Linked DNA regions of Mus musculus: region 1 is linked to region 2. A link is a loop called in an ENCODE intact Hi-C map of the cell type or tissue named here. Cell type or tissue: left cerebral cortex. All regions are shown on one strand. Each heading gives the region's core, and the rest is flanking DNA. Links, peaks and the distances in the headings are about the cores only.

Region 1 (10,340 bases), core at 1,454-9,453, 47 kb before region 2:
ATCTCACAAAGCACACTTATATACTGCCATGCACCACTGTGCAGTGTCCGCAGATTGGTGTGCCTACAGAAACAGGCCTTCAAGGGATAGGCCAGTGAGAGGACTGGTTTTGTCACACAGCCCCTTATGGCTTCCTGACAGAACATCAAGGACTCCCTCCATGTGTAGGGAGCTGGACATAGTCTTCTGAGCGTGTGTTCTTTCTGTAGATGGGGCCAACTTTGCTTCATGGTGAGGAGTTGGCCATTTGGGGGAGAGATACATTCTCTGGGAAGCAGGACTGTGAAGGAGGTTCCCGTTGTCTTGGTCTGGTCCACCCCAGCATTGGGATCCTGCAGTGTGTCACCTCCTAGGAGAGTTCTGTCCTCCATACCTTTCAGAGGGTCATGGTAATACTTAGCAAACATTTACTGGACACTTGGATACATAAGTGCACAGAAGGCCATTACTTCAGGGAGTCCTGGCCCCAAAGACAATTGAACATGTGATACAAGGTACCTGTTCTGGGGGGTAGGGATATACCTGTGGATTCTCCTCTTCTAGGCGGTGACTCTGGCATGTTATCAATGTACACACAGTCCCCAGGGATGAGCCTAGCACCCAGGTGGCCATGTGGGAGGATGTTTGGAGCTCCTGGGATCCTTTGCTGTGTCCCCCACCCTGCAGACCCTACCTCTGCCTGCTTGGCTTGTACCCCCTTCTGAGGCTCAGGTAGATGAACTTTGGAGTCTGGAAGGGGGTAAGTTACAGGCTCCACTGCCTTGCTGCACACAATGGGTTTAGAGGAAGTGCGATACTTGGCCGAGTGGGAACCTCCTTCGGGCAGGGTCGTGTCATGTGGAGTGGGTAGAGGAAGCTTTGGAGCCAGACTGGCCTATTTGCTATAGCTCTGAAACCTGGGATGAGCTATTACACCCCAGAGCCTTGGTTTCTTCCTCTGTAAAATGGGATGATATAAGATGCTCTTCATGGGCTCCTTGGAAAACTAAGGAGGTCCTGTGCAAGAGGCCCTTCGTGGTACATGCCTGGTGTAGATTCATCTGTGTGGTTTGTGTCTTCTAAGTGGCAATCATTCTAATTATCCTTGGAACTCCTTCTGTTCCTGGCCCTCAGTGGGATAGAGTTTGTTGAAAAGACTATTTGGACTTCGGTTTGGTAGCATTTGCTAACTAGGTATTAAGTATTACGATTTGGACTGAGTTTTTTCTGGCCTCCAATGAAGTGGGCACAGTGGATTTTTATTGCAGAGAAAACCCATCATGTTTTCTCAGCTCCCCCTGGCCCTAGGTTTTATGATCTTCTGCACAGCTCTTCAAGGTTTTTCCTCAGTGTAAACATGCTGACAGGAGTGGTATTTAAACAGGGTGGTTTGGCTCAGGGTCGTCACCACAGGCTTGGGTCTGGCATCTCAGGCTGTTGAGTTGCCTGGTTGCTGGCATGAAGGCACCAGGATGATCTTGTTTTTGCCTTCCACACTGCGGTTCTGATCGCAGAGTGGTCAGTTCATGCACCGCGTGCCCCACTGAGTTTGCAAGGTTGTGGTGTATTGGCAGGATCCCTGCTGAGGACTCGGGAGAGGCCATGCTGGCTGACCATGCCCTGAGTGTCAGGGTCAGAGGTTAACAGCCCCATCCCACTGTCCTTAAGCTTACTTCTAGAGGCAGCAGCCCCGCTTCTCAGCTCGGTGTTCTAACCAAGACTGTGTCCTGACTTCCCTGAGGGACTTGTGGGCTGTTTCCATCCTTAATCTGCCCCATGTGCAACTGCAGCCTGGGAAGGGATGTCACTACGGAAGGGTTTGACCAGGTCATGTCAGTCGGGTATCGCATCTTTGGTAGAGAGTAGGGAAGACAGACCTGTACACTGGAGATGTGGTCTCTCTTCCTGACCTGCCACATACACACTGTCTGTCCTTTTTGTTGTCCTTTGAGACAGCCTCACTATGTAGACCCAGGTATCCTGGGACTCACAGACATTCCCCTGCCTTTGATTCCCAGGTGTTGGGATTGAGTTAAAGGCATGTGCCGCCACTCCCATCTCCCCACTGCCTCTCCTCCTCTTCTTCAGCAGGCTCTCAATATGTAGCCCTCGCTGGCTTGGAGTTCACTCTGTAGACTAGACTGGACTTGAACTTGCAGCAGTTCTTGTGCTTCTCAAGGTCAGGGGTCATAGGCATGTGTTGCCATCTCTGGCATCACGGCACTCAGTGCCTGGGCTGCAGCGTTAGCTGTAAATGGAGAAATTGATAGTCTGGTACTTTCCTGTTCTGTGATGATGGTGAAACACTCCTGGAAAAGTGCCAGCCAGCCACTGTGTTGTTTTGTGATATATACAGTTTGTTGTTGTTTTGTGAGATACACACACACACACACACACACACACACACATACATATGTATGTATGTGTATATATATGTGTGTGTGTGTATTTTAGTGAAAGCAATTTATGCATATAGTACAAGATTCTGGGAGGTTGTAAAAGGCTCTAGAATAAAAGGAAACCACCTTCATATATATGCTGTGGTGCTATGGTGCCAGTGCTGCCATGCTCCCCCCCCAACCCCCCACCCTGCCTACTTTCCCTCTTCAGAAGCATTCACACTTTAAACATTCTAAATTAATTTTATTGCATTTATTTATTTATTGTGTATGCTCACACATGCCATACCCTGTGGGTGGGGTAGGGTGTGTGTGTGCATCCGAGGACAGCGTAAGGCTTCTCTCCTTTCAGTCTGTGAGTCCTGGGGATTGATTTGGTGGCCTGCTCCTTTACCACCTGGGGTCTTACTCTGTAGCCCGGCTAACCTGGAACTCCCTGTGTAGATCTGGCTGGCCTTGAACTTACAAAGATCTGACTGTCTCTGCCTCGCAAGTGCTGGGATAAAAGGCGTGCTCCACCAAGCCCATCATTTTGCTCTTTTTAAGGTAGCTGGATTCTCTTTCCTCACTGTGCCTGTGTCATTATTAGTATGGGGGATTTCATGTCAAGGCAGAGTCTTGCCGTGTTGTCCTGGCTGGCCTGGTACTCACTGTGTTGACATGGCCCCCTCCTGCTTCTGTCTTCTCATCACAGAGTCCAGACCCCCTGTCACCTTTTTCTTAAAGCCAGTCTCCTCCTGATGGATGTTTAGGGTGTTTCCAGTTTTGCTGTTACCATCAATGCTGCAGTAACTTTCCTAGCTTCCAGGAACTGGCATTAATCAAAAGGTGCTGTAAGAGGCTCTATTGCATCAGTCCCTGATCTGTCAGGCAGCTCCAGAACATGTAGACACTCAAGGCAAGGGAAGGGAGCCTTTGTGGCTCTGGTCTACATGTGATGGCCCCTGATAGTCTCTGCCATGTGTTGGTACTGCTCTCTCCTATCTGACAGCTTGTACCTTCCCCAAGGCCCGAGGAACCAGGGATGACTGTGGGACCCCCTAGCCGGACAATGCTTACTTGAAGGGAGGGTGTGGAGAAGCACACACGTGGGAGCTCAGCTGCACGCTACACTCTAAGAAGAAAGTTCCTGTTCTTGTATTGTGCAACATTCTTGGGGTCTGGGCCCCGTCTCTTCTGCTTTTCTTTGCCTTTCTGAAGAGGGACATGTGTGGGAGGGCTGGTGAAGGGTGCAGGCCAGGGGAGTGGGTCAAGGGTGCGCCCAGGGCAGCTGCTTTTGAGGTGAGCATCTCCTCATGTGCTTTCCCTTTGTGCTCTCTCGTTTGTCCTCCTTTTGTTCTTTTTCCCCTTTATTGGCTCTGTAGACACACATCCCTGGCAGCCCGGCTACTCCTGCCACCCCCACCCCTTCCTCTCTGTTCTGTGTGTAGACGATGCCCATTGTGAAACTCTAGCTGCGGAGCTCAGGTGAGGGGCCAGCGAGTCAGCGTGACAACTCTGTTTCTCCCTCTGGAAGAGGGCTGGTTGTTTATCATGTGATACACCAGGCACACAACACAGTAATACTGCCTAAGTGTGAGCAAATATTAATGCCTTTTAAGTGACCTGGGTGATAGATAGTCTCTGTGATAGACTGTGACAGACTAGCTCATCATATATGATGGAAAACAAAGTTTGAGAAATGAAATGAAAACGTTTTGCCCCCATCATTAAAAACACGTGTGAGGGCTGTTGAGATGGCTCATCTAGTTAAGACACTAGCCACCATGCGTGCCAACGCGGCTTCAGTCCTTGGAACTTACATGGTGGAAGCAGAGAATTGACTCTTATAAGTTTTCCTCTAGCATTCTCTGTATGCACTGTCACACACACACACACACACACACACACACACACACACACACACACACACACACACACAATGAAACACAGGTAATGACAAAACTCAAAAACTAAAAGTACAGGTGACAATAGCCAGAGTCCCTTGAGGGCTCCCCAAAACCCCTTCTCTCCTAAGTGAGTGAGTGCTGATCATACTGGCCTGCAACTCACTGTCGTTGAGGATAGCCTTGAATTTCCAACCCTTGTGCCCCCACCTCCCGAGTGCGACGATTACAGCTATACATCACTGTGACTGGGCTCTGCAGTGCCTGGGATGGAACTCCGGACTTTGTGCCTGCTAGGCAGGCACTGTACCAACTGAGCTTCGTCTCCAGCCTTTTGTTTGTTTATTTCTGAAACAAGTTCTCTCCATGTAGCCCTGGATGTCTGGAATGCTCCATGTAGAATAGGCTGGCCTCGAACTCAAGAGATTTTCCTGCCTCAGCTACCCAACTGCTGGCATTCTGGTATCTACAACCACCAGCCCTGGCTCAGATTTTCAGTGTAACCAAGGATGTTCTTGAATTTTTTTTTAAATCTTCTTGTGTCTATCTCCAAATATAAGGATTAGAAGCAGGAGCCACCATGCCCGGTCCCAGCTGTTTTTTAACTCTTGGTTTTTAGAGGTTCTGGGATTGAACCTTGAGCCTCAGAAATCCTAAACAAGCATATTGCTGTTGAGACGGGGTCTGTCAAGTTGTTCTTACTTTTCCAAGCGTCCATAACCCCCCTGCTACCAGCTCCCCAGCTGTGGCCAGCGCCCCAGCACTGGGGTTGCAGGTCTGTGCCACCAGCCTGGTTTCTTTGTTTTTCTAGATTTTGAGCCAGGCTCAGTTTAGCTGGAAATATAGGCATGTGCCACTGTGCCTGGCCCAGTCCTGTCTCACAGAGCATTTGTGCATTTGTTGCTCCTATGTGGGCCTGCATATAAACTGTACACAGATCGCTCTCATGTGCCCACTTTGGTGGGAAGATGAAATGGAAGTTGACCTTTTTCTCTTTCTCCCTCACTCGGCCCATAGAAGGCTGGCACTTTGGGAAATTTTACTTTCTGGTTGGTGTTTTCCTCCCACTAAAAAGAGAAAAAGAAGTAAAAGGTTGGGTGTTGTTTTAGCCTCGAGAGGGTGGTGGGTTTCCCCGGGTGGTGCGGGTCTTTGCTGAAGAGCCATCGCAGACTCTCTCGTGTCGTTGAGATGGTCCTGCCTGCCGAGAGCCAAGGCTCCGTGCCCCTGTCCTGCCCTGCCTTGCCCTTGGCAGGCTGCTCTGTGGGCTGCGCTCTGCTCACCATCTGTCAAGGAAGCAGTTGCTAAGCTGTTAGCGTGCCTCCCTGCCATGTCTAATTTAGCAGGGCTCCCTCCTCTCAATAGGCCTCCGCTGGGGCTGTGGGATCACCCTTTAATTATTTACTGGGGTCAGCCACCTGATGGGACTCCTTTGCCCACAGACAGACGGTGCTGACAAGCAGTTAAGTTGTACGTGGGGAGGAGGGAATCGCCTGGGAGGGTGTGAGCATCAGCTAGGAGTGGGTGGCTTCAAAATAGAAATGCATGAAGCATCTCAGAAGGTAATTTTACACTCGGATCTTCTAGAGGCTGTGGTTCCTGGTGAGCCCTGATGCAGGCAGCAGCCAGCACAGGTCAGACTGGCCTTCCTGACAGCCTTGTTCAGCTCACCTTCGCCTTGCTCTGCAGCTGGTGTCTGCCCACCGGAGCCAGCACCTATTCCTCTAGGGAAGATGGGGAATCTGATGGCAAGGTTTTTTCTCGAGAGTCATAAGCCTTTGACTTCCCTTTCTCTGGGCACAGTTCTTGACACTTCTGAATCAGGGCATTTTGGGGGTTCTTCACAGTTTTAGAAAATTTGAATGGTAGACATGTTTACTGTTGCAGCAAGACAGCCATGGGCTAGGTAAAGTCCAGAATCCAAGACCAGTATGCAGACCTGGCTGTGAAATTTTGGCTTGGTATGATCAGTAGGGGCGGGGGGTGAGGGAGGTGGGGGCAGATTTCAAGCCATGGTATCTCATCTACAAGGAAGGGCTAAGGATTTGGGAAATATGTTTAAATTCCTGACAGGTGCTCATTACGTGGTATTGGCCAAAGGACTTGGCTTTTGAAACTGCTTTTTGTCTTTGCTGGATAGTGTATTTCATGTCGGGAGGGAAATGGGAGTTGACCTTGCTTTAAGGATACCACTCAGTTGAAAGCATCCGTGTGGAATTTGCCAACCTTGCCTAACCCCTCATCATTTTAGTTCCAATTAGCACTCTGCACAGTCGACTGTGTGTGGTGTACCCGACGCCCTGATCTTAGGGCCTCAGGAAACACTATGAACAGATAGGCACCATTGTCTGTTGCCCTTTAAAAATGACAAAGTTGAGAGTCTTCGTGAACTACCCGGTTGTGTCTAAGGCCACTGGGTCACAGCGGGTGGTCAAGCTAGGACTGGAGCCTCAGCTGCCAACTCTTACTCTCTACTTCTTACGTCCTTTTAAAGACATGGTTTGAGATAGGGGCAGGGATCCAGTTCTGTGGCTATGGCTGGGAATATTTGGCCCCCACAGGAAATCATGCTCTGGAACTATTTAGTCCAGTAGGTTTCCTCAGCCACCCTGACTGTCAGCTCCACATGGTGCCTATTCTTGCCCGTCCTGCCAGGCTCATGTGTACCATATAATTCTGTGCCTCCCCCCTTCTTCCTTCTCTCTTTCTCTTTCTTTCTTAAAAAAAAATCAAACTAAAAGAGCTGGCTTCATTTTTATGGTTATAGCTCATAAATGCAAATGAAATTGCATTTGGTTTGGTTTGTTGAGCTAGGGTCTCACTATGTAGCCCTGGCTGTCCTGGTACTCACTATTTTGATAAGGCTGGCCTCAAACTCAAGGAGTCCGGGATTAAAGGCGAGGGCTACCACACCTGGACAAAACTGCACTTAGCGTTTTGATTTTCTGCGTATGAGTGTTTTCTTTTCCTGCATGTATATATGTCCATGCCAGGTGCCCGTGGGGGTCCTTCCCCTGGAACTGGAATTGCAGATGGTTGTGGACCACCATGTGGGTGTTGGAACACTCGAACTCCAAGAACAGCCAGTGCTTTTAACTACTAAGCTATCTCTCCAGCCTGCCAAGCTGTACTTTTAAATTCAATTTCTCCCCACCAAGCTCTTCTCTTTGCTAGGAAGTAGGGTGCGGGAAGGGATTCTTCTTGTGACACCTGCAAACATCCAGGTGCAGAACTTTGATCTAGTGAAATAGGACACGGGATACAACACAGATACAGAGCCCCTGGTGGCTTATCCATCTGGCCAGGTCATGCCAGGCTGGGTGGGGACCATCCTAGGACAAATTCGAGATGCTGTCATCGGAGGCCTGGTTTTCATGGGCATGTGGTCTCCTGTGGGTGACCTCATTTCAGGAGCAACCCCCAGGTCATCGTCCCAGGAGGAGGAGAGCCCCATCATTGGCATCATGGGAACACCTCCCAGGGAGGACCAGAGAGACTGGGAGGAAGTGGGACCGGGGTGGCTGCAGGAGGAGGAGCAAGGACAGGCTGGGGGTGTCTTGTCCGCTGTGGGCCTGCTAGCCATCCATACCTTTCACCTTGCCTTTTATCTTTCCCACTCTCGGATGGAGTGTGTCTCTGTCACAGACGGAGTGCCATGGGTAAGTTAGGTATGGAAGGAGTCACAGTAAAACCCAGCATGTCACTCTGTCAGGCTGTTGCTCCTTAGTTCCAGGATCCCATTTTTTTTCTGTCTTGTTCTTCAGAAGTGACCTTGAAATACCTGAAACCCAGTGAAATGTGCTCTTGCTTTGCCCTTCTAACGATGCCGGTTTCCCCTTGCAAGTTGGATTTAAATAACTCTTCCTTCTGTGTTGTCATGTGCTTAAAGAACAGCATCATAAAAAAAAAATCCCAACCCTAAACTTTAATTAAGGGGTATGTCAAGGAGGGAGGGGACTCGGGGAGGAAATAATGGGCCCCGCATGAGTGCAGTCGCACTGGTGACACTCGCTAGCAGAGCTGAAGGATTTGCCTGCTGCTGGGAAGCAGAAGCAAGACAGACTCAGCTCAGCTCAGCTCAGCTCAGCTCAGCTCAGCTCAGCTCAGCTCAGCTCAGCTCAGTGGGCTTCTGTTGTCCAGCTTATTCCCCTTAAGAGACCCATGGCTATGTGGTCTGCAGGTCATTCACTCTGTCTGCTTCTGTGTCTGGAGAGAACGTTAGGGGTCCTGAGGCCCTTTGGTTGTGTCCCATCTTCCTGGAACAGTTGTCATCCACATGGACTCTGTGTGTGTGTGTGTGTGTGTGTGTGTGTGTGTGTGTGTGTGTGTGAGAGAGAGAGAGAGAGAGAAAGAGAGAGAGAGAGAGAGAGAGAGAGAGTGCCAGCCAGCATGCCACAGAGTAGGTGTGGAGATCAGAGGACTTTCCAGGATCAAATTCAGGTTTCAGGCTCCATGGCAAGTACCTTTCCCCACTGAGCCATTTTGCCAGCCCCGACATGGGACTTCGATGGCTGCTGTGGTTTGGAGCAGAGGCCCCTCCCTGGACATGCTAGGGATCTATGTCTGACAGGGAGCGAGGAAAGTAGAGGAAGGATAAGGGGGAGAAAGCTCAGTTAATAAGTTGTTTGATGTCTGGGCACAAAGACCCAAGTTCCATCTCCAGTACCCACAAAAAAAAAAAAAAAAAAAAAAAAAGCTGGGTGTGGTAGATGGCTGTTCCCATCTCAGTATTGGAGAGGCAGAGACAGGAGGATCCCTCCACTCACAGACCAGCAAACTTAGCTTACTTGGCAGGCTCCAGACAGTGAGAAACTTGTCTTAAAGACATGGTGGATGCCCCCCCTCAGACCCCACTCCCCGAGCAAGGACACCTAAGGTTGACCATCTGGCCCCTACACGCCCCCACTTGAATACACACTCAGACACAAATGCACAAATCCAGAGAGCTTGAGGAGCAGTGAGGGAGGCCATCTAAGGAGTTTAAGCAAAAGACTTGAACTTGAGGGCAAAGCTACCGCGCAGATTTTGTGCAAGGACTGTGTAGTAGTTCCTGCAGTGGGGGTGTGGGGTCCCAGCGGTGTGCGGAGCCTGGCAATCGAAGCCAGTGGCTTTCTGGGCATGGGAAGGAACAGCAGGTGGCAGTAACTGGGAAGCTTGAAGTCTATCCTAGTCATAAAAAGTGAAAGAGACAACTTACCCACTGTCACATGCCTGGCCAATGTCCTTAAATGGACGAGGGGACTGAGCCCCGCTGTTTCTGACTCCAGCAGAGCTCATGTTTTCCTGGAGACAGCTGAGGAACTGATATCGGCATTCCAGAGACATGAAAGAACAGGTCTTTTAATTTACATTCAAAAGTAATAACAAGAGGAAGAGGTTTCTGGCACTTGTACAGCTTAAAAAAAAAAATCCTTGACGGAGCCGTTTTCTGAGTCGGGTTGGCAGCCCCGTCTGAGCCCTGATGGCCATGTCTGAACCATTGGGTGGTGTCACAGGCCCTCCAGGAAACTGATTTTGGACCCTGGCCTCTGACTCAGTGCGGTCTGCTGGGTGACTCCCTGTGCCCGGTAGGCGGCTGTGTCCCTGCCCAGCCCATAAGCAGGTGCCCCAGGTGATCCCATTCCCGCCCAGCAGCCCAAGTGAGAGGCTGATAAGATATCTCAGTGGGCATAGCCGGGTAAGTCGGGCAGCTGGGGTGGGGGCGAGGGTGGGGCAGATGAGCAGCCATTGGACGGAGGCCCCGGTGTTCAGAGCGGGAATGATTTGTGCACAAGGCTGAGGTTTTTACCTGCGGAGCCTGGGAAAGGCATCTGAGAAGTTGGGTGTCTCTTAGAAACCGTGTCTGCCCGGAAATGTATGTTTCAGTCAGAGGGGACATGGTGGGGCAAGGAGTGCCATGTGCAGTAACTGTCTCACTTCCTTGTCCCCCTGCCCACTCCATGCCCTTCTTGCCAGAATGCCTTTGTGTGACACTCTGCCTGTGTCTGTGGATTTCTGCAGGAATAAGAAATAAGAGTAGTGGGTAGCCTGGCCCAGGACTCCAGGGTTATCGGGGTACCTGCTCCCATGATGCCTTAGA
Region 2 (10,340 bases), core at 1,314-9,313:
ACACACACACACACACACACACTCACTCACTCACTCACATATGAGGGAAGACCCTTTGCCCCAACCCAGACTGTCTAATCACAGTTGGAAGGTTGCCCCATCTTTCCAAGTTTCCCTTCATAGCCCTTTCTTGTTATCAGTTATCCATATCTGTGCCCCAAACAGGAAGGCTGGCTTCTGTTTAGCTTGCTCCTATTCTGACTAGTCATGACCCTTCCTGTTGCAGGGCTGGTTTTGAAGGCAGTGTAGTTGGCCGGCCTCAGCGAGGATGGAGCTCCATGCTTGTGGCCAGACTCTCCTAACTCCTCTACCTATGTGTAGTCTTTCTTCACCGTGAATAACAGACAGCAAGAGGGTTCCCCATGACCTACCATCTCTGTTCTCAGCATCTCCGTGGCATCTGCCTGAGCTCCCCCCAGAGGGCACATGGCTGCCACGTGCTTGTGCTCCCCATAAAGGTGACCTTTTCTTTGCTGGACTTCCCACAGGCAAAGCTGGTGAAATACATTTGCAAGCAGCAGCAGAGCAAGCTTAGTGTGACCCCAAGCGACAGGACCGCCGAGCTCAACAGCTACCCACGCTTCAGTGACTGGCTGTACATCTTCAACGTGAGGCCTGAGGTGGTGCAGGTATGTGGCAGAACCCAGGCCAGGGCAAGAGGGATGAGCGGGGACCACATCCAAACTTGAGAATGGCTGAGATGGAGGTGGGAAATGCTCTGCTCTTGGAAAAGGGCAGAGGATGGCATGCGAGCTGGGAAACAGCAGCAACCAGGAGCAACCCAGGATACCTGTGGCTATAGCAAGTGCCCCAGGTGCCATTGCCACATAAGCTGGGATAGCCCCACTAAACTGGCCATTCATTTGATCATCATGACAATGACCTTTCCTGGAATTCTTGACTCTATGGCTGTGACATTGTAACCTTGGGGCTAGAGAGATGGCCCAGAACTTAAGAAGAGCAGTTACTGCTCTTGCAGAGGACCTGGGTTCAGTACCAGGACCCAGGACCCACACAGTGGCTCACAGCCATTTGTAACTTCAGATCCAGGGGATCAGATGCCCTCTTCTGGCCTCCACAGTCACGATGCACACACATGCGTGCAGACAAAGCACTTATGCATATAATAAAGGAAACTAGATGATCTCATTCTGCTCAGAGTTCTATAAAGAAGGTCTTGCCATTCTTCTGTCATACTTGAGGACACACAGCTGGCAGGAGGCAGCCATGGGATTAGGAAACAAGAGCCTGAGCTCAGCTCAGTGTCCTCTCCTGACTGCCTGAACTGCGTTGTCTCCTTCAGTCCATCTTTCCATCTGTCCACATTCTACCCAACCTCACCCTACCTCTTAGCCAACAGTGCCCTTGGAGGGCATGTCAGGGTGCAGGGCGGCATCAGGGTACAGGGTGGCATCAGGGTGCAGGGCGGCGTCAGGGTGCAGGGCAGTGTCAGGGTACAGAGCGACACTCACGGAACTGACAGAAGTGGCCAGGTGGGAGCTATGCTTTACCAGGTCAAGTCTCATAAAATGGGAAAGACCGACCCTCATACAATCTCCTACATCAGTTCTAACCCTCGCTAGTGCTTACAGTTAAGTCCATTCAGTGTGGGCTCTGAGGCGAACAGAACAAGGGAAGGGTATCCTGCCTGTCTACCACTCAGGAAAACAAAACTAAACAACCCTTTGAGATTCTTATCCCTCCTGCCCCCATTTCTAAGGGGTTAGGACCAGCCAGCCACTGGTCTCAGGCAGCCCCGTACCTGCGCCTTTAGAGACAAGAGCTGTAGTCTAAAGCCTGGGTACCAAAGAAACAGTATAAAATTACTTTGTGTGTGACTTTTCCTGCCTGTGACATGTTGAAGGGACAGTCTTTTTGGACATATGTTTATAACATTAAAATTACTCTCCCCTGTCTATTTGGTATAGTTGATTGGTTGATTGCTTTTGAGGCAGGGTCTTGCCATATATCGCTGGCTGGTCTGGAACTCTATCTGTAGACCAGCAGGGTGGCCTCAGACTTGGGACGATCTTCCTGCCTCTGCCACCCAGACGCTGGATTATAAGCGTGAGTTGTGAGTCGCTGTGCTCAGCCGGTTTTTTGTTTGTTTGTTTGTTTGTTTGTTTGGCTGGTTGGTTTTGGGTTTTCAAGTGTGGCTGCCAGATTGGAATGTAAGAGTACCACTCATCTGGTACTTCTGGACACGGGGACCATCTAGAACAATCTCACGTTTTACTCTCATCAGTTGACGGTTAGCCCAGTGTGTTCTTTTTGGTGCTTCACACTTTTGTCTCTTATTGATTGTTTCTTTATTAGTGTCTCCTGATTGGGTGGTGCCAAGTTACCAGACAAAAGCCAACTCCAGCCATTGGCTATTAGACATGACAGTAACCAGTTTCGCTGTGACACTCTTTGTAAACGGCTCTGGAATTTTCCCTAGGAGATATCCCTGGGTGGAAATGTGCCTGTCCTGTCACAGGATTGGGGAATGAGTGAATCCTAGCCAAGATGTCCTAGGCCCCAGTTACCTTCATGTGTAGCGTGGTCCACGTTGTAGCCAGAAAGGGTGGGCTGGAAGAAGCCTGGGGGAAAATGCCTTTTGCAACTGGCTCCTTGAATGATAAAAGTTGCACGCCCGCACACACGTGGGTGCATCTAGCATATACACAGAGTATAATGAGCTACAATCTCTGTCTGTCTCCTCGCCCACCTTCCTGCTCATCAGTCAGTCTTCTGCCGTACAAGAAGGAGGTTGGACATGCAATGTGGACACAGATTTAAGTATATAGATTTGGAGGCTATACAGAAGCAAGCTGTCCCCATGCTGCCACTGTCCCCCGAATCTCATTGTACCTCCCTCATCCCCAGGATCTATGTCGGTACCTCCAAATGAGAACACAGCAGTTCAGGCATGTTCACAGAGCTGGTGACAAGGACAAACTTGTGCGTGGTTCAATCCAATGTGCTGGACTCTTGAGTGTGCCTTTCACCTCTTTGCTCTCTGAAGATATACTTGGCAGCCGGTTTTATGCCCCAAGGGATTCTCAGCAGATACCTCAAGACCTTGGGAGACTATCTTTGGGGGATGGGGCCCAGTGTGCCCAGGGCGGTGACTGATAATTTGGAGTGTGCCTTGTGGTGGCTGCTGGGTTAGAGGCCTCCCAGCAAGGCCGAGCTGTAGCTGGTGCTGAGTCAAGCCCTGGCTGAATCATGAAGTCCCAAATGACTCAGCAGAGCTGTGTGCTCAGTGAGCAGTGAGCTCCTGTGGATCTGAGGAGCGGACGGGCCACCAGGCCCCAAGGCCGAGTGCATGATGGGAGCCAGAGTGTCCCTCAGGACAGAGGGCTCTAGGAACAGAGGGTGGGGGTGAGAAAACAGGAACACTGCCTGCTGCCTGTGACCTCTCACCTGGAGACAGTTGACCATTCAGAAGCCAGCTGCTCAAGCAGAGATTATGTCCTGCCCATCTTCATGTGTGGTAGGTGCTGTCTTCCACCCTGTCTCCCCACGTCAATAGCTTGTTAGGCAATAGTTAGGATCCTCTCTTCCCATCCATTCTCTGGGTGTTCCTAAGCAGTGATGTGTCTGTGCACATGGACTCTGTCATAAAGACCAGGGCTCTCAGTCCTTCTGAGCCCTCTACCCTGCAGGAGGCCTGGGCCTTTAACACAATAGCATGCTTCTTACTGTGCCAGACTGGCCCTAGGCCATGGGCACTAGAAGCTAAGTAGCATTATCTGCCTGGCCTGCCTGCCCTAGTACCTTGGCCCACCTACTGTTAAAGGAAGCTAACAAATCCCCAAAGGGTTGGAAGGACAACTTGACTCCTACTGAGGTCCTGTTGGTGCCCTCATGAGATCACTCCAACCCTCACTCAGCATCCTAGCCTGCCATGGGGAGGTCCCAGAACCTGTCAGCCTCTCCAGGAAGCTGGCTAGAGGTCTCTGTAGTAATGTAGATCCTTCTAGAGAGACCCCCTGTTTGCTTGACTCTGAAGTTTGAGCTGGAAAGAGTCTCTTCTGAGGAGTACAGACTACAGAACTCAGCTCCCCTCTACTCCCCCACAAAATGGTCCCCAGTGCATATGAACGTGACAGGGTCAGTCGGCCAGGCAGTGTAGCATCTTCTGCCCCTTGCTCTGGATGGGAGTTACACGTTCTATGGCTCCCTGGCTGAACATGCCCTCTGAAGGCCCTCGGGCTTGCTGTTGGGGCTACGTTCCAACGGGAGCTGAACATCCTTGAGTTCTGTGGCCGCTGATGTGTGGGTGTGAGGGCACCCAGAATTTGAGGTGCTGTGCGTGTCCCAAGGGCCCCTCGATCTTCTCTCCCTGTGTATCCCAGAGCAGACCACTTCTTCCCTCTGAGCCTCAGTTTACCCATATCGGGAAAGATTCAGATAGTTTTTTTCAGCCTTCTCCTCAGGCTTCGAGAGACAGAGGGAAGCCAGAGCTGTAGAGTTGTGTCCTATGAGGCGGTCGGGAGGCTTCCAGGAACCGCGCTGCCTCTGTCACTGAAGCCCTCAACCAGGCTGGTCCGTGCCTCTGCTGTATGTCTTCCTCCAGTGATTTCAGTCCCATTGTCCTTCAGAAAGGTCTTCTCAACGCTTTCCCATTGGTCTCCTGGGGAACACATGTCCTGCGTTTGTCCTGTGGGCACAGCTGGGACCCCCTCCCCCACAAGCACATCTTCGCCTCACAGGCCCAAGCCAGGTTTCTTCGCTCATGGCTTTTCATGTGTCAGCTTTGCGTGTTTTCACCTTTTTGTGTTTGCTCCTGTTGCTTATCCCACGCAGGAAGTGATCAGGGCACAAATTAGAGGCCCATGGATGCTGAGAGACACAGAGTGCCTTCCAAGTGCATTCCACCCCATGCAGTGGCAGGGGTTGTTTATGGAGGGAGTGAGTGGAGGCCTCCCTGTGCCTGTGCTCTGAGATAAGCACCTTGTTTGCAGTTGCCAGGTACCCTGGCCAGGCTTCTCCATGCACGCTGCACTCATTGACACTTGACAGCTCCCGCGTGTTCCCTTCCTGCACTCATGGACACTTGACAGCTCCCGCGTGTTCCCTTCCTGCCTTTTGTTTGCTATAATGGGATCGTGCAGTATGAATTCTGCATGATGTCAGTCTTATTCTCGCCTTTGTGTAAATCCAGAAAATCCACCTCATTCTTTTAGAGCACAATAGTGAGAGAATTCTTCAGGATGTCTGACAGTGGGCCGGGGATGCAGCTCAGTGATAGGTAGGGGGCTGTTCCCTAGAAAGAGCAGCTGGCAAAGCTAAAGGGACAGCTAGCCTGCTGCGGTAGGAACAGAGACATCCTTTCTCCCCCTACTCCCCCCTCCCCCCCCCCCGCCTCTGAGAGACCTCCCCCAGACATACACACACTGAGTCCCTCAACACCTGAAGAAAGGAAGGAAGGGAGGGAGGGAGGAAGAGATCCTCCATTATGAATGATTGTGTTTGGATGAGACCACTTGCTTACACAAGTGCTCACTGTGACTTCAGCATATGAATAAATCTGTGAGCCTGTGCCCACAGAAGCCACATGTACCTGAAAAAGCTCTGTACCTACCTAGCCCCGGGGCACCTAGCAGGTGGGAAGCCTTTGGCAAGCCTTTTCTGGTCCAAGGGTGGTAGAAATGGATAACAATCAGTGGGGACAGAGGTTGGGGGTATTGAGGTTCCTCTCAGCATCTCTCTGTCCCTCTGCACACCAGGTCTAGAATGCCTAGCAGCTGAAGGGTCCAGCCTTGACATCTCACCACAGGGTGATGTGTCTTAGGGCATCTCCTGAAGCCTCCTGAGTGGGTGGGGGTCTTTCTGTGGTAGAATTTGTCCCTTCCACCTTTTGAATGTTGTTCTGACTGTAGCTCTTCACGGCTTTATGGCTGGAGGAAGACATAAGCAAGATCATGTATGTATGAGGCCATAGGAAGTACAAGGTTGCCTCCCTAGGGTGAGCTAGCCATCACCTTAACTTGATGTCACAGGGCTGGACAGTGTTTATGGTCACTTTCCAGGCAACAGTGTCTTTCTCGGTGGGTAAAGATAGAGGGATGTCGGGGCTGGAGAGATGGCTCAGCGGTTAAGAGCACTGACTGTTCTTCTGAAGGTCCTGAGTTCAAATCCCAGCAACCACATGGTGGCTCACAACCATCCATAGAGATCTGATGCCCTCTTCTGGAGTGTCTGAAGACAGCTACAGTGTACTTACATATAATAAATAAATAAATCTTTAAAAGAAAAAAGATAGAGGGATGTCAAGCCAGGACCACATGATAGCACATACCTTAATCCTAGGATTCAGGAAGGTGGAGTAGGAAGTTCATGATTTGGAGTCTAGCCAAGGCTACATAATTTCAAGGATAACCTGGGCTACATAGCAAGACATTGCCTCAAAAAGTTAATTATTACTTAATTAGTTCACATGCACGTGGAGCGACAGCTGCACGGGCAGGCTGAGGCAACTGAGCACTGGGACTCATTTGTCCTTACCTGTCTTAGCTAGGGTCACTGTTGATGTGATGAAACACCATGACCAAAAGCAGCTTGGGGAGGAGCGGGTTTATTTGGCTCACACTTCACATCACTGTTCATCATTGAAGGAAATCACAACAGGACCTCAAGCAGGGCAGGAACCTGGAAGAGCTGATGCAGAGGCCGTGGAGGGGTGCTGCTTACTGGCTTGCTTCCCCTGGCTTGCTCAGCCCACTTTCTTATAGAACCCAGGTCCCCCAGCCCAGGGGTGGCCCCAACCATAATGGGCTGGGCCCTCCCATATCTGTCACTAATTAAGAAAATGACCTACAGTCGTGTCTACAGCCCAATCTTACAGAGACAGTTTCTCAGTTGAGTCTCCCTCCTCTCAGATGACTCTAGCTTGGATCAAGTTGACAGAAACCTAGTCAGAATGTCACCTGAGTGTGTCCCAGCCCTCCACAGCTCAGAGGCTGCTGTGCCTCTTCTTTTATTTTATTTTAAGATAAAAAAAACTTTTTATTGAATCTTTGTAAGTTTGACATCATGTGCCCCAGTCCTACTCATCTCCCCACTCACTCACATCTGCTCTTTGTCCTTATAACCTTTCCCCGAAAATAAAACACACACACACACACACACACACACACACACACACACACACACACACACACACCACATACACATACACCATACACACACTTACACACACACACACCAACCCAAAACAGACAATGAAAGCATAGAAAACATCTCATCATGGAAGCTGTTACGTCACAGTGTGTGTCCCCCACAGTATGTATACCCCTCTGTCCACACATCTTCACTTACAAATGTTCGTTGCAGTGAGTCATTAGTTGTGTTTGAGATCTCAGGCTTCTGTGACACCATCAGTATTGGATCCTTACTGTGCCTCCTGGTTATCTCGTTGTCCTGTGTCATGGGGATCCTGCAGCTTTGGATCAGGACTGGCACTTTCACACACCCCAGCCATTTATGGATTATATAAATTTTGGTGTGGGGCAACTCAGAGCCCTGGATCTGGGCCTGGGTGGCAGCTGAGCTGGTCAGTGTGCTGACTCTCCCTTATCTGCACCACCAGGGGAACCTCTCCAGCACGGCTCCAGCTAGGTCACCCAGTGCTACCATTGGCAAGGGACAGGGCACACCCAAGCCTCTAAGAGCCAGCTCTACTGTGCTGCTTAGTCAAGGCTCTGGGCCCACTTTCCCTGGTGCTGCAGAAGGTGAGCGGCTGGACCAGCTCTTCCACTCTCACACCCTCAGGGCTGGCCCACCTGTGCCTTCGCCATCAGGGCTAGCTCTACTGTGCTGCCCAGATGAGGTACACAGAAGCCTGCACCCCAGAAGGGCTTCATCCGGTAAGGGACAGGGCCAGCTCATCACTCTCAATGACCCCAGGGCCTGCTCTCCTGACTGTGGCAGGTGGTTAGGGGCAGTGGTGGGGAGTGGCTTCACCCCTGCACCCACAGCTATGGCTTTTCTTTTTCTTTTCTTTTTGGGTTTTTTGTTTGTTTGTTTGTTTTTTGGTTTTTTTTTGAGACAGGGTTTCTCTGTATCACCCTGGCTGTCCTGGAACTCACTTTGTAGACCAGGCTGGCCTCAAACTCAGAAATCCGCCTGCCTCTGCCTCCCAAGTGCTGGGATTAAAGGCATGCGTCACCACCACCCAGCCAGCTATGGCTTTTCTTACCTGGAAATCTTGGATTCCTCTTCTTTCCCCACACCAGTGCGGATCCTGGACAGACGCTTTGCTTAATAGAACCTCAATGATGAGAAGGCTCTGTCCCCTCCAGTGTGTCCAGGAAATGATGTCTTAGATACACAGACAAACTGAATTCTTCAAGGTTCTATATCAGTGATTGTCAACCTATGGATTGTGATCTCTTGGGGTGAGATATCAAATGACCCTTTTACAGGGGTCACATATCAGATATTTACCTTATGGTTCATAACAGTAGCAAAATTACAGTTACAAAGTAGCAACAAAATGATTTATGCTTGCAGGGATAACAAAAACAGGAGTAACTGTATAAAAGGGTCACAGCATTCGGAAGGTTGAGAACCACTTTGATATCAAGAGCGTTAAAGTATGTGGATGTTGGGCTGTTACTACACTTGAGCTGTACAGCTCTTGTGTCTGCCTAAGAGGGCTTAAGCCAAGAGCTTAGATGCTGTGACACTCTCTGCCTCATGGGCTCCAGGTTTGGGTAAAACACAACTTGAGAGTTGACATAAGGTGCTCAAATGGAAGCCAGCATGAGAAGTATGATGCAAAGACACTCATCCCAGGCAGTCAAGGAAAGTCCACGTCAGAAAGACATCAGGCAACACCAGAGAAGTCGTTGTTCATCCCGAGTAGGGCAGGAAGAGCACCGAGACAAGGGAACAGTATCTGTGGGGACCCTGAGGCTGGAAAAAGCCAGAGCTGTGCTCCTAGGATACAAGGGAGAAAGGCTGGGAGGAGCCTGGGCCAGCTCAGGAGCTCTGTGTGTGTGTAGCAGAGAGCGTGGGTTTGACTTGAGGAGGGTAATTGAAGCATGTGTGAGAGCTAGGGAGGAAGGTTGGATATTGGAATTCTTTTATGGAAAACAAAGCTCCCACTGGTGAGCAGGCAGAGAATAGCATGGGTTTGCTGGAGAGATGCAAAGAAGAAGGCAGCAGCCTGCTTGCAAGTGGGGGCCCTAAGGCCCAGAGACGGGTCAGAGGCAAACCCCACCCCTTCAATACTGACCGTTTCCAGCCACCCTTGCCCCACAGGTTAAGTCTGAACATCACAGCTTGGGATTCTGGCTGCAACTAGGGAAATGACTTCAGAACCCGCTGGCCAGGAGCCATTTTTCCCCCTTCAGCAATTTTCCTGTTGGAAGTTGTTAAAGGAAGTGGGAAAGGCCAGCTGGGATCAGTTCTAGCAGGCAGGAGGCAGATGCTGCGAGGAACCTGTGGTCCAGCACAGAGCCTCAACGTTTGCCCTTACATAAGTTCCTGCAGCCGGTGCTTCTGAGCTGAGGATGTCCCTGGGCCTGGAAAAGGGCTTTATGTTGTGGACCAGTAGGCAGGATTCTCTTCCCCTTTTCTTCTGTCCTCTCAGCCTTCTCTGGGATGAGCACCTGGCCATTGCCACCATCTTGGCCTCCCACTGGCTGTAGCTTTATTGGCCTGAGAAGGGTGGCTTCAAAGACAGGAAGGTTCTCTAAGAAGCAAACTCACATAAGCACATTGGCTCTTGAGGTATAGATCAACAGAGTGAGTCCTATGGCCCTTCCCCCAGCCTTTTTCTCCTTCTTTCCAGCCCCACATCTCCCTGAGAAGCCAGAGGCCTGGCTGATGATCTCAGGCAGCTGAGAACCTCCATCGTGCTGCCTTGAGGAGGAATCTGTATAGAAATGTCAGCCCCCGTTGCCTATTGCTAGAGGAAGTGAGATTGTTGTATTAGATGCTGGGTCTCAGCATGGATGCTGGATCTCAGGGGTAGCTTGGTCCACTGGACCACAGACTCCTCTCCTCCCTGCTTGGGATGGGCCAGCAGAGGCCCAGTGGGTGACCACACACTTCTGTCAGTCACATTTAACCACACAGAGGAGCTGAAGTTGGGATGTGAAGGGGAAGATGGAAGTGACAAGGCTTTGTATGTATGAGTGTGATACATGCACACATGTGCACACGGGTCACAAACGTGCACACACACAATCCTGTTTAATCATCATGCCTAGAAAAGGGGGGAAGGGGCCTCATTTTCTGGTTTAGCAAGCTTAAGCTCAGAAAAATTAAGAACTGTACACTGAGTTAGCTGCTGGTAAGGTCAGAGTTCTAACTCAGGTTGTTGTGACCCAAAGCCATGGGAT

What was found. Hi-C counts contacts between places; a loop is a spot of excess contacts. Peaks named below come from ENCODE experiments on the same cell type or tissue, not always from the same donor. Only the 100,000 strongest peaks of a DNase experiment are listed, where the experiment ranks them.
Region 1: a loop joins it to region 2, with 2.3 times the contacts of the local background. A loop is called at or near these places in 4 of 42 quality-filtered maps.

Annotation. Positions count from the first base shown.
Region 1 is chr11:79,112,187-79,122,526 of GRCm38, reverse strand. The region is part of intron 1 of Ksr1 (kinase suppressor of ras 1); the gene reads left to right. Among named protein-coding and RNA genes, the nearest start is that of Ksr1, 29 kb to the left of the region's middle. In left cerebral cortex, for the core only: CTCF peaks have their summits at 5,905 and 9,392 (motif pointing right); DNase peaks (open chromatin) are centred at 5,765, 6,806, 8,246, 9,386 and 1 more place; H3K27ac peaks cover 2,055 bases.
Region 2 is chr11:79,064,635-79,074,974 of GRCm38, reverse strand. Ksr1 (kinase suppressor of ras 1) reads left to right here. Exons shown (of 19, transcript NM_013571.3): 2 at 489-629. Among named protein-coding and RNA genes, the nearest start is that of Gm11201, 46 kb to the right of the region's middle. In left cerebral cortex, for the core only: CTCF peaks have their summits at 6,177 (motif pointing left) and 9,109; DNase peaks (open chromatin) are centred at 2,667, 3,189 and 9,028; H3K27ac peaks cover 216 bases.